Linked DNA regions of Homo sapiens: all the other regions are linked to region 2. Evidence: chromatin contacts called from ENCODE Hi-C or POLR2A ChIA-PET data. All regions are on one chromosome and are shown on one strand. The core of a region is the stretch at or near the end of the contact, and the rest is flanking DNA. Distances in the headings are between cores, read along the strand shown. Region 1 overlaps CAMK1D (calcium/calmodulin dependent protein kinase ID). Region 2 overlaps CAMK1D (calcium/calmodulin dependent protein kinase ID). Region 3 overlaps CAMK1D (calcium/calmodulin dependent protein kinase ID). Region 4 overlaps CDC123 (cell division cycle 123).

Region 1 (2,923 bases), core at 305-2,804, 230 kb after region 2:
TCAGGGAAGTCTTCCTAAACTCTAGTCCAAATTAGGGTTCCTATTTTCCTCTTTCAGACCAGGGGTCAGTGAATGTTTTCTATAAGGGGTCCAGTAGTAAATGTTTTAGACTTTGCAGGCCATATAGGCAACTACTCAAGTCTGATGTAGTCTAAAAGCAGCCATAGATGATATGTAAATGAATGTGTGGGCTGAGTTCCAGTAAAACTTTATTTACAAAAACAGGTGGTGGGCCAGTTGTAGTTTAACGAACCCGTTTTAGGGCACTCTTTACTTTTTCTGCACAGTATGATTACATGATGATCAATCTCCCTCTGGACTGAAGCTTCTTAAAGGTAAGACCCAAGGCTGTCTGCGCTGACTCATGCCTGTAATCCCAGCACTTCGGGAGGCCAAGGCGGGTGGATCACTTGAGGTCAGGAGTTCAACACCAGCCTGGTCAACATGGTGAAACCCTGTCTTTACCGAAAATACAAAAATTAGCCAGGCATGGTGGTGGGCACCTGTAATCCCAGCTACTCTGGAGGCTGAGGCAGGAGAATCACTTGAACCCGGGAGGCGGAGGTTGCGATGAGCCAAGATTGTGCCATTGCACTCCAGCCTGGGCAACAAGAGCGAAACTCCGTCTCAAAAAACAAACAAACAAACAAAAATCAGAATTCACCACTATAAACTTCATCCCTTTAACCAAAAACCACTTGTACCCCAAAAGCTATTGGAATTTTTTTTTAATTAATAAATTGTGAATAAACAAAATACCATCCCCCGTGGCCTGTGGCCTTTATCCTTCCTCCCCTCTCTCCTAAATCTAGCTCCTTCTGGACTTACCTGTCCTCCCAAGCTTGGGCCACTCAACTTGTAATGTCTGCCCTTGGTCAGGCAGTTTTTGTGCTGGATTGGAAGTTGCGTTGCCTTCTTCTCTCATTAAAACATGGCCAGGCGCGGTGGCTCACGCCTGTAATCTCAGCACTTTGGGAGGCCGAGGTGGGTGGATCACTTGAGGTCAGGAGTTCGAGACCAGCCTGACCAACGTGGTGAAACCCCATCTCTACTAAATACAAAAAATTAGCCTGGCGTGGTGGCACATGCCTGTAATCCCAGCTACTTGGGAGGCTGAGGCAGGAGAATCACTTGAGCCTTGGAGGCTGAGGTTGCAGTGAGCCGAGATCGTGCCATTGCACTCTAATAACACAATCATGGGAGTGAAGTTCTGTCATTATAAGAGGTGAGCTCAGCTTAAGAGCATGATAACATCCACATTACAGGGAGGAACAGTGGACATGTCAAATTCTCATTGCTGTGATTTGGGGCAAGAAAAAATAACAGGCACCACCTAGCAACCCTACCCCAAGCATCTCAAGATGTGGTAATTTCTTTTATACAAAACAAGTTTGTTTTGTTCAACCACGTTTAAGCCTATAGGTGTGATCCTTGTTTTTATAGGCAGCTAATTTCAAAGTGACATTTTGGGATGGGTTAATTTCACTTGTATTTTTCTTGCTTTTTGAATGCCTTACAGTTGAGGCTGTCAGCACTCGGCCTCCACCACAGCCAAGAGTCAGACAGAATGTGGAACCACCCACCAAGTGGGCCAATGACAATGGGCTCTACGTTTCTGTCCCTTCTCATTTCCTGCTGTAAACTTTCAGGGAGTCAGTGAACTCAAGCGTTTCTGTCAGATATAGAAACATTTCCCATGGTTGGAAAGTTAAAGGCTAGTTTAGGTTACAGGCAGTTTGTCTGCTGGAAAATACATAGTTTTCAGACACTTCCTTTTCTGGTAATAAACAAAAACAAAATCAGGAAACTGTTTCCAGGAGGTTGAACGTGTGGTTCTCATCTGCTCGGCCTCATGCGGTGTTCAAGTCCCAGGAAGTGGTTGACGTAGGTGGGGCAGCCATATTGCAGCCAGGCCCAGGCTGCAGGAAGGAATTGACTATATAGGTCAGGATCCACTTGCGGAAAGCAGAAATGATTCCAGCTGGTTTAAGCACAGGGTGATGAGAATTTCAAGTGCTGACACTGACAATGAAAGGCGGGGAAGGAGACTCACTCCATGCTGAGGTTCCAGGCATGATCTTCAAGGTGATCTGGGGGAGACCAGGTGTGGTGCCTCATGCCTGTAATCCCAACACTATGGGAGGCTGAAGAGGGCAGATCATCTGAGGTCAGGAGTTCAATACCATCCTGGCCAACATGGTGAAACTCCGTCTCTACTAAAAATACAAAAATTAGCCAGGCATGGTGGCATGTGCCTTCAATCCCAGCTACTCTGGAGGCTGAGGCAGGAGAATCGCTTGCACCTGGGAGGTGGAGGTTGCAATGAGCCGAGATCACACCATTGCACTCTGGCCTGGGCAACAAGAGTGAAACTCCATCTGAAAAAAAAAAAAAAAAAAAAAAGGATGGTTTTAGGAGAGATTCTTCTTTTGCTAAAGCTAGGAACTTGAGGAATTATCAGAATGTGGGCAGTCACTAAAATGCTGCTGGCTTGTGGAATACACCTTCCCCCGATTCTAGGCTCATGAACTTGGGCCTGGTCCCTGGGACCTTTGCATCTGAGGTGGGGTGATTGATCCAGGCCCATCTTGAATGTCTTGATTGTATCTTTGCATTTGCGTTTTGTAAGTCAAGTCCAACGTGCGTGCTCTGGGCCATGCGTCTTCTGTCCATAGCCCGTTCTGTCCCCTACCCCTTGACCATGTTTCCAGGGTGAGTGTTCAGCTGCCCACTTTCTGGTCCCACCCAGAGACCACTGCCACCTGAGGAAGCGTGACATTAGATAGCAAATTTTAAAAATACCATGACAGGTCAATAAAGAGACCACAGAAGAAAGGGGAAAGTATTTCCTCCTGATTTTTGAACAAGGTGCCTGGCATTTTTGTATTGCACTGGGCTGTGAAAGCTGTGTAGCCAACTCTGA
Region 2 (3,231 bases), core at 307-2,806:
AGGCTGCTAACAAGCTAGTTAGTGGAGCTGATGGGATAGAGAAGTACTGACTGATGTTAAAAAAAAAAGCAAAACCTCACGCTCTGTGCATGCATGTGTTATGGTATGGGAAGAGAAGGAGGCCATTGGAGTCAGTTGTGTGCTGATAAACTGGCCTTGGTGGGACGGCAGTTCTGATTTGTAGCTCTTGCTGATTTCTGTGGTGTGAATACTCCCACCTGGTCTGATTTCAAGCTCCCCATGGTTTAACAACCTACTTGCAAAATTCCTGACTTAGACTTTTAGGAGTCGCTGGAAGGTGGCTGTGGCATACCACTGAAGGAAGCAGAGGTCAGGAGTCTGGGTTTGAGTCCCAGCTCTGCCAGTGAAGAACTATGGAATCTTGGTTTTATCCTCTCTGATTCTTTTTTTTTTTTTGAGGTGGAGTCTCACTGTCACCCAGGCTGGAGTTCAGTGGTGCGATCTTGACTCTCTGGAACCTCTGCCTCCCAGGTTCAAGCGATTCTCCTGCCTCAGCCTCCTAAGTAGCTGGGATTATAGGTATACACCACCACGCCAGGCTAATTTTGTATGTTCAATAGAGACAGGGTTTCACCATGTTGGCCGGGCTGGTCTTGAATTCCTGACCTCAAATGATCCACCCACCTTAGCCTCCCAAAGTTCTGGGATTACAGGTGTGAGCCACCAAGCCGGCCTATCCTCTCTGAGTCCTGATGACCTTGTTTGTCAAATGGGGATAATGACACCTGCTTACGTTATGGACTTTTTATAGATCCCAAATGAGATAAGAATGTGTGCTGCTTGGTATATATTATAGTAAAGACCTCACATTAATCCATACAGGAGCAATTATGATGTTGCAAAGGTTATAGCTTTTTTTGTTTTTGTTTTTGTTTTGATACAGTGTCTCGCTCTGTCGCCCAGGCTGGAGTGCAGTGGCGCAATCTCGGCTCACTGCAAGCTCCGCCTCCCAGGTTCACGCCATTCTCCTGCCTCAGCCTCCCGAGTAGCTGGGACTACAGGCGCTTGCCACCATGCCCGGCTAATTTTTTGTATTTTTAGTAGAGACAGGGTTTCACCGTGTTAGCCAGGATGGTCTCGATCTGCTGACCTCGTGATCTGCCTGCCTCGGCCTCCCAAAGTGCTGGGATTACAGGTGTAAGCCACCACGCCCGGCCTAAAGATTATAGCTTTAAAAATGTTTCCTTCTGTGCTGGCTGGGGTGGCTCACGCCTGTAATCCCAGCACTTTGGGAGGCTGAGGTGGACCAATCAGTTGAAGTCAGGAGTTCGAGACCAGTCTGGCCAACATGGTGAAACCCTGCCTCTACTAAAAAATACAAAAAAATTAGCTGGGCGTGGTGGCACATGCCTGTAATCCCAGCTACTCGGGAGGCTGAGGTGGGAGAATCCCTGGAACCTGGGAGCCGGAGGCTGCAGTGAGCAGAGATCGCACCAATGCACTCCAGTCTGGGTGACAGAATGAGACTCCGTCTCAAAAAAACACGTTTCCTTCTCCTCAGTGTCAGTGTCACATTCACCTCTTGAAACATAGCTGTTATCTTTTGGGCAGGCTTCCTGTAGAAGTTGGGTCATATGTTGATCTTGAATCTGAAAGTTACCAACACAAACCCCAAAGTTTCATAGTCTGTTTTCTTTGGCTCTATTTCAGTGTTGTTGTATTGTTTTCATTTTCGGTTTTTAAGTGATGGTACCCTAAGAAGAACTTAAAATTAGAACAGCAACATGCCATCCTTGTAGAGAATTTGAAAAATTTGGAAGAATATAAAGAAGACAGTAAGAATCAGTTGTTGGGCTGGGCTCAGTGGCTCACACCTGTAATCCTAGCACTTTGGCAGGCCAAGGTGGGTGAATCACTTGAGGACAGGAGTTTGAGACGAGCCTGGCCAACATAGTGAAACCCCATGTCTACTAAAAATAAAAAAAAAAATTAGCCAGGCCTGGTAGCGCATGCCTGTAATCCTGGCTACTCGGGAGGCTGAGGCAGGAGAATCGCTTGAACCTAGGAGGTGGGGGTTGCAGTGAGCTGAGATTGCGTGACTGCACTCCAGCCTGGGTGACACAGCGAGACTATGTCTTAAAAAAAAAAAGAAGAGTCAATCATTGGCTGGATGGATCCTGGGCAGTCAGTCATTCTGCGGGGTGGGTGGCAGATCTAGGGAGAGACCCCAGAGATTAGTGGTGGAGCTGGACCTGTGGAGGTGGGGCTGTGGATCTAGACTCACTGGAGGTATTTCAGTATTTTACTAGGTGGTGTGCCTGAGTCACTGTGCATTGGCTGTGGATATAGGGGCGGCTTTATCCCCTATAAGATAGAGTCTTCGTGAGCACAGTGGGTGTCAGACTTGAAGTTTGTCAGTAATTCGTGTAGCTTGGCAGTGATGGTGGTGATGGCCTTGCTTGGCTTATTCTCATGGTCCCCATCTCTATCCTCATGACCACTTCTAAACACATCCCCAGAATCAGCAGCGGGACAGATCCTGTCGCCAAGATGAGACCTGACGCCACAGACTTCCAGAGAGCTAATTATACTTGTGAGAAAAAGGGGATAAAAAATATTCATATCCAAGTGTGGCTGACTCTCCCTGCTTAGAGTAAGACACAGGAAGCCAGCTTCTTAGTTGCTTCATGACATAAAATAAACACTGTTACATGCACAGTCCTGCTTTCTGCTAAGCTGCAGATGCCCTAAACCTTGAAGCCAACCCCTCTTCAGAACACAGTCTTTGGAAATTCTTGAGGTTAGATCAGTGGTCCTCAATCTTTTTGGCACCAGGGATCAGTTTCGTGGAAGACAATTTTTCCATGGACGAGGGGTGGGGGGATGGTTTCAGGATGATTCAAGCATATTACATTTATTGTGTACTTTATTCCTATTATTATTACCTATTATTATATTTATTCCTATTATTTATTTATTCCTATTATTATATTAAAATATAATGAAATAATTCTACAACTCACCGTAATGTAGAATCAGTGCGAGGCCCTGTGCTTGTTTTCCTGCAAGCCACCTGGGGGTGATGGGAGACAGTGAGGGCTCCTCAGGCATTAGATTCTCATAAGGAGCACACAACCTAGATCCCTGGTGCGCACAGTTCACAACAGGGCTTGTGTTCTGATGAGACTCTAATGCCACCGCTGACTGAACGGGAGGTGGAGCTCAGGCAGTACTGCAAGTGATGGGGGCGTCTGTAAATACTGATGAAGC
Region 3 (2,918 bases), core at 310-2,809, 170 kb after region 2:
AAAAAGACATTTAGCCAACTGGCAACCCTGTACGAAGCTTGATGATGTGCTTGTGATATACGTAAGCATACAATGTTTATTGTGATTCTAAGGGACGGAATAGTATCCCTGTTCTGTGTAAGGGGAAGCTACAGCTCTGGTGTTGGGATTTGGATCAAGGTCTGGCCGGCTCCCAAGGCCACGCATTCTTCAGCACTGCCCCCGTTGAACCCGGAGGCTGTTGGCATCAACACGGGAACACAGTGAGGCTGCTTCCTTTAGGCTGCGAGTGGGGGGCCCTAGGCAGGCTGAACTCTCAGATGGACATGAATATCTTGTTTGGGGAAAGCACAGGACTGAATTATCTCAGTGTTGTAAGCAACTGGGTCTTAGGCAAGCCATTCTTCCTTTCTGGGCCTCAGTTTCCTTTTCTGGGAAATGAGGTGGTTGAACTTGATGATCTCTGCATCATCCAGGTCTGACAGTTGGTGATCTTGCCATTCAACATGGTAGATATTCTGGTGGGAAAAGACAGCTTGGTAATTGACATGCTAATAGTTTTGGTTTGTGCAGTCTAACCAATGGAGAAGTACGAAAATCCTGTTATAGGAATGTTTTGTGGGATCTTGGAGAATTGACGGGGATTCCAGGAAGGTCTTCCCGTGGCCTCGGGGTCTGGGGAGGCAGCGGTTCCCCCTAGTTTCTGCCAAGAACTAGTTTTGCAGATTACTTTTTCAGACCCCTTCCTTTCTGTTCCATCATTAAAATTAGAGACTGAGGTAATCAGAAGTTGAGATTAGGCTGGGTGTGGTGGCTCACGCCTGTAATCCCAGCACTTTGGGAGGCTGACGTTGGAGAATTACTTGAGGTCAGGAGTTCGAGACCAGCCTGGCCAACATGGTGAAACCCTGTCTCTACTAAAAATACAAAAATTAGCCGAGTGTGATGGCGGGCGCCTGTAATCCCAGCTACTCAGGAGGCTGAGGCAGGAGAATTGTTTGAACTCTGGGAGGTGAAGGTTGCAGTGAGCCAAGATTGTGCCACTGCACTCTAGCCTGGAAGACAGGGTGAGACTCTGCTTAAAAAAAAAAAAAAAAGTTGAGATTGTCCAGGATAAGACAATTAATTTGAACACAGGCTTCAAGGACCCTACATGTGAGGCTTCTCCTGTGGAAAATAAACCAGGCAGCATATGCCTTCACAGAGTTTTTATTCACATCAGTATTCTTGCTTTGAGTTTTCATGGAGAGACCATCGCAGTTTGATGATGATATGCTGATAACTTGTTTGTCTTCAGAAATACGTAGTATATATTAAGGACCTAGTTAGGCACACAGCAAGGCTGGCTCCAAGAGGCTTCCCAGAGTGCATTCATCCCCCTTCTGCCCTGTCCTGAGATGAGATAATGGTTGCCAGGGGCACGTGGAAATTACCAACGTCAGAAGGTTCTAGTGCCTGGACCTTACTGTGTGCATCATATTTGCTTAAACATACTGTCTGTGAACAAAGTCCAATTATTTGGAACCAAGTTACTGATGATAAACATAATGATTACAGCGTGTACCATCATGAACTGCCACGGAGCAGGAGAGACTCCAGGGAATCATCACAGTGGAACGGATCCAAACCACGCCTCCCATTTTGCACAGAAAGAGCGTGGGATGGTGCTCACTCCTTCGAGGCCTAACTTGCGTGCTCCAATGAGAAGTACAAAATGCAGACTAATTATAACTGAGGAATAAGACTTAAAACTGCTGTCCCCTGACATCGCCCGGCCTGTCTCTGTTTTCTAAGCAATAATGTTCTCATCATGTTCTCTCTGGGTTGGTCACAAACTGAAAAATTGCTTTTGCTGGTCTTCCTACCTGGGTGGTTGGTACAGCAAATAACTGCTAAATGATGAGGCTAGGGAATTGACAGTAAAGTCAAAGGAGATTTTCTGTCTCTAATTACAAAGATTTATAATCTAGGAATCAGAGAATTCTCTCATAGTAAATTTCTAACAGGTCCCTTACCCGGCTCTTCCCAATAAAGGCTTATTAGAAATACTGCACAGGGGAGAGCTTTGGCCAGCCCAGCCCATCATTTCCAGTTGACAGCCCTCTCCCTGGGCAGGTTATTGAGCAATTAAATCATTCCTATAACAGAAAAATCTTATTTTTTTATTTGTAATTAGAAAAATTTATAATTGGAAACTATAATTTACAATGTATAATTTTCTTAATTTGGTACTTTGTCTCCATTCCTTTATTCAAAAGATACATATTGACCACTTGGCCACAAGAGTCCTGTTTATCTTTTTATTTTCTTTTTTTTTTTTTTGAGACGGAGTCTCGCTCTGTCGCCCAGGCTGGAGTGCAGTGGCGGGATCTCGGCTCACTGCAAGCTCCGCCTCCTGGGTTCACGCCATTCTCCTGCCTCAGCCTCCCAAGTAGCTGGGACTACAGGCGCCCGCCACTACGCCTGGCTAATTTTTTGTATTTTTAGTAGAGACGGGGTTTCACCGTTTTAGCCGGGATGGTCTCGATCTCCTGACCTCGTGATCCGTCCGCCTCGGCCTCCCAAAGTGCTGGGATTACAGGCGTGAGCCACCGTGCCCGGCCTATCTTTTTATTTTCAAGATTGACCTTTCTGGAAATCAGTGTATCAAAGAGATATTTGCATTCCTGTGTTAGTTGCAGCACTGTTTGCAGTAGCCAAGATTTGGAAGTAACTTAAGTGTCTATCAGTAGATGGATGGATAACGAAAACCTGGTACCTATACACAATGGAGTACTATTCAGCCATAAAAAGAATACGATCCTGTCATTTTCAACAACATGGATGGAACTGGAGATCATCGTGTTAAGTGAAATAAGCCAGGCACAGAAAGACAAACATCGCATGTTCTCACCTATTTGTGGGATCTAAAAAGCAAAACAGTCGAACTCACGGAGATA
Region 4 (3,004 bases), core at 268-2,767, 150 kb before region 2:
TTGGGAGGAGACATCCAACAGACTCAACTTTTAGAAATTGTATAGAGTAGTTGCCCTGAACTTTTCAAAAACGTCAAGGTCATAAATGGTAAGAACAACAGAGAGAGGAACTGCCACAGATTGAAGAAGATTAAAGGGACCTGACAACTAGATTTAGTCCATGATTCTGGCTAGACTGGATGCCTGGACCAGAAAAAAAGTTTCAGTTTTTTTTTTTTCTGTAGAAGACGTTACTAGGACACTTGGCAAATTTTGAATAAGATCTGTATTGTGTCAGTGTTAGTTCCGTGATTTTGATAGATAATTTATAGAAAATGGTAAAATCATGACTCATATAAAACTCTTTAATGCGTGTTGAAGATGTTATTTAACTCATGAGGGAACCAGACAGATTGTTAGAACTGGTTCAAAAGAGAATCCAAAGAAAAGATATATTTTTAGATCAGGAATATTGAAATGAGTATGTAAATGAGGCAAAACTGGTTTTGCCTCCCTGCAGTATGGGAGAAAAGACAATTGGACCTCTTCCAGATGAGATAGAAATTGCCTGTCCGTAAGAATTAGTTCATGTCACTATCACTTACCTAGAATTTGCCAAGTTGTAAAGTAGCTCACAGACCTGGCTAAAAACAGATAACCTAGAAGGTTGTGCTGTATGTAAACAGTACATAGTCTTCCACTTAAGACTGTGCATAAACTTTTTATAATTTAAATTTGTTTTAGGATTCTTATGGCAGGTTATCCTAAAGTTGAATAATTTTGAGGATTTGAGGGGACTGATCACATCTTTTAAAAGGCATACATGAAAAGTAATCCTTAGATGTCAAGCTTTATGGGATAGGAAAATTAAATTGCTTTGTCTTTGAAAGTTGAATTCTTTCCCGTTGTAAAGTTTGTGCAACAATGCCGTTCATAGGAAATACTGCCAGTGCCCATCTCACAGAAGTGGGGTTTATGGCTAGAGCGGTAGGGGAGCCAAGTCAGCCGCTTCAGGCAATTATAAGGAAATGCCCTCACATAAATCATAATTGCTTTGGATGGGGAGAGATGAATGGAAAATAAAGGACTCAGTGCTGCTGTTCATTTTGAAAACCTCTCTAAATTACTCTAGTCTCATTTCATGTATCTAAGCTGAAGTCGTCTAGTGGAAGATAGATAGTTATTAACCAGTCTAGAGGTCAGATTTATCTGTAACAGAAAGAAAGGCAGCCTAATTGGACCTTAAGCTCTCGTTTTTATTCCCTAGCCTTTTGCTCAAAGCTGTTTCTTGTTTTGGGGGATATATGACCATGTTTTAAAACTCATTTCTTTGGTCTTTTCTCAGACTCTTGTCACAGTTTTTTCTCTCGCATAGCTGGGTTAGATCTTGGGGATCCACATAACTATTTGATGTCATCTTGGAATGTGTAGTTTAGTTAATTCAAGATGTAGTCTGTCTTTTTTTTTTCCTAGGGAAGAAGTTGATTACTGGATTTTTTCAGAACTTATAGTTGCCCGATAGGGGGCAGCAATCCTCTTTACAGGGTATAAATGAAAATTAATGACTGCGTGGAGAATCTGTTAATGTTTTTGTTTTTTTATGTCTCTTGAGGGCCCTACTTCCCCCTCTCTTACTTACCTTTTTTTCTTTCTTATGTCCATAAGCTCCTGTGATAGTGACCTAGGCTCAAGGCAGGACATAATGACATCAGGCTTAAGTTCCTGTTTAACAGCAGTATTTCTATTCACTTCCGGGTCGAAACAAACACAGAACGTTTTGGTCACTAGCTTATATAAAATATGCATTTTAAAAATCATCCAAACAGGAAAGAACGTTTTACCTTGACTAAGGTTCACATTTTGAGTTTTGCTTGTTTTAAAACTTGTCTGGAAATAGCAGTGTTTAAATACAGTTTGCCACATCATTTATTTTTCATTCTCTCCGTGGCTTTGGGGAATACCATATGGCTAAGACTCTTCCTGCAAGTGGAAGGGCTTCTAGCTCTTCAAGTAGGGATGTTATTTCTGACAACTAGAGTATTGCTACAGGTGATATTCCACCTGTCTATTTTCTCTTGATGAATGCTGGTTTTATGTCGGTGTACAGAGAACCATTCACTCCTTCCTCACATCCTCAGAAGCCTAGTGACTTGTGTCATTTCAGCTTTGCAGGCTTTGATTGTCTGGAAAATGCCATTTAAGCAGCTGATTATTTTATTTCTCTTTTTGGTAAATGTACTTTATCACTGATTTTATTTAGCTGGGTTCAGAAATTCTGATAGTAATTTGTATTCTAAATTCTGTTTTTAACACCCTAAACTATAACCTTGAGATTTTGATCTTGTTTTATATATATACTGTGATGATATTGACGTGCCCAATGATTTCTTCTCTCTCTGTAGGCACCAGAATTTCCTGAGTTTGCCACTAAAGTCCAGGAAGCTATCAATTCCCTCGGGGGCAGTGTCTTTCCTAAGCTTAATTGGAGTGCCCCAAGGGTAGGAACACATAAGTAATTCTCTTACTGTTTGAATATTCTTTGTTTTGCTGTTTATTTCATTTCATATCCCTACAGAGGGTCTAATTATATTCCTAATTCTAGGAAAAATACTGTGGAATTTATTATTAATTTCCCTCTACTGTTTTACTTTCCGGATTTTGCTATACACTTGCCTGGGTCTGTGAAATACTGTATATTCTGCCAAAAGGTAGTTTCCACGTCTTGTGTTGCTGATTGTTTTTGAATTCTGAGGAAATTCATACTCTGCCCTTTTCAAAACTTCAGCTGTTCAGTTTAACAGAGAAATTTTTCTTTGTTGAAAAGTAATAAAAATAAAAAAAGTAATAGTGTCATAGGCTATAGAAATAGAGTGGTTGGAGAAGTCAACTGATCTTTTCTTAAATTGTGTCTTATTATTTTAATACTGCATTGACAAGATTTTTATAAAAGTTAAGGCCTGTGGAAAAATCCGTTAGTTGTTTTAATCCAATAGAAAACAGTTTTGTATTAGCAAAGCTTATTTAA

What was found. Hi-C counts contacts between places; a loop is a spot of excess contacts on that map. ChIA-PET counts read pairs that join two places held with the same protein, here RNA polymerase II (POLR2A). Pooled maps may share reads with other maps.
Region 1: a loop to region 2 is called in a pooled map, with 3 times the contacts of the local background. The contact joins two enhancer-like sites. A Hi-C loop is called at or near these places in 3 of 168 maps with a recorded cell type or tissue (CD4-positive, alpha-beta T cell, naive thymus-derived CD4-positive, alpha-beta T cell and transverse colon), 4 of 37 single-sample maps with no recorded cell type and 10 of 50 pooled maps. POLR2A ChIA-PET finds 5 or more read pairs at or near these places in 7 of 52 experiments (CD4-positive, alpha-beta T cell, CD4-positive, alpha-beta memory T cell, IMR-90 and 4 more).
Region 3: a loop to region 2 is called in a pooled map, with 2.8 times the contacts of the local background. The contact joins two enhancer-like sites. A Hi-C loop is called at or near these places in 1 of 168 maps with a recorded cell type or tissue (A673), 1 of 37 single-sample maps with no recorded cell type and 4 of 50 pooled maps. POLR2A ChIA-PET finds 5 or more read pairs at or near these places in 4 of 52 experiments (T-cell, activated B cell, activated CD8-positive, alpha-beta T cell and 1 more).
Region 4: a loop to region 2 is called in a pooled map, with 2.8 times the contacts of the local background. The contact joins two enhancer-like sites. A Hi-C loop is called at or near these places in 2 of 50 pooled maps. POLR2A ChIA-PET finds 5 or more read pairs at or near these places in 3 of 52 experiments (IMR-90, T-cell and activated naive CD4-positive, alpha-beta T cell).

What each region holds. Positions count from the first base shown.
Region 1 is chr10:12,592,962-12,595,884 of GRCh38, forward strand. All of the region lies in intron 2 of CAMK1D (calcium/calmodulin dependent protein kinase ID), which reads left to right. Among named protein-coding and RNA genes, the nearest start is that of MIR4480, 16 kb to the left of the region's middle. Within about 2 kb of position 1,555, at least 4 of the 41 ENCODE cell types and tissues checked have a DNase peak (open chromatin) inside an H3K27ac peak, as active enhancers do.
Region 2 is chr10:12,364,560-12,367,790 of GRCh38, forward strand. All of the region lies in intron 1 of CAMK1D (calcium/calmodulin dependent protein kinase ID), which reads left to right. Among named protein-coding and RNA genes, the nearest start is that of CAMK1D, 17 kb to the left of the region's middle. Within about 2 kb of position 1,557, at least 4 of the 41 ENCODE cell types and tissues checked have a DNase peak (open chromatin) inside an H3K27ac peak, as active enhancers do.
Region 3 is chr10:12,529,997-12,532,914 of GRCh38, forward strand. All of the region lies in intron 1 of CAMK1D (calcium/calmodulin dependent protein kinase ID), which reads left to right. Among named protein-coding and RNA genes, the nearest start is that of MIR4480, 47 kb to the right of the region's middle. Within about 2 kb of position 1,560, at least 4 of the 41 ENCODE cell types and tissues checked have a DNase peak (open chromatin) inside an H3K27ac peak, as active enhancers do.
Region 4 is chr10:12,213,359-12,216,362 of GRCh38, forward strand. It overlaps CDC123 (cell division cycle 123), which reads left to right. Exons shown (of 13, transcript NM_006023.3): 5 at 2,382-2,477. Among named protein-coding and RNA genes, the nearest start is that of CDC123, 19 kb to the left of the region's middle. Within about 2 kb of position 1,518, at least 7 of the 41 ENCODE cell types and tissues checked have a DNase peak (open chromatin) inside an H3K27ac peak, as active enhancers do.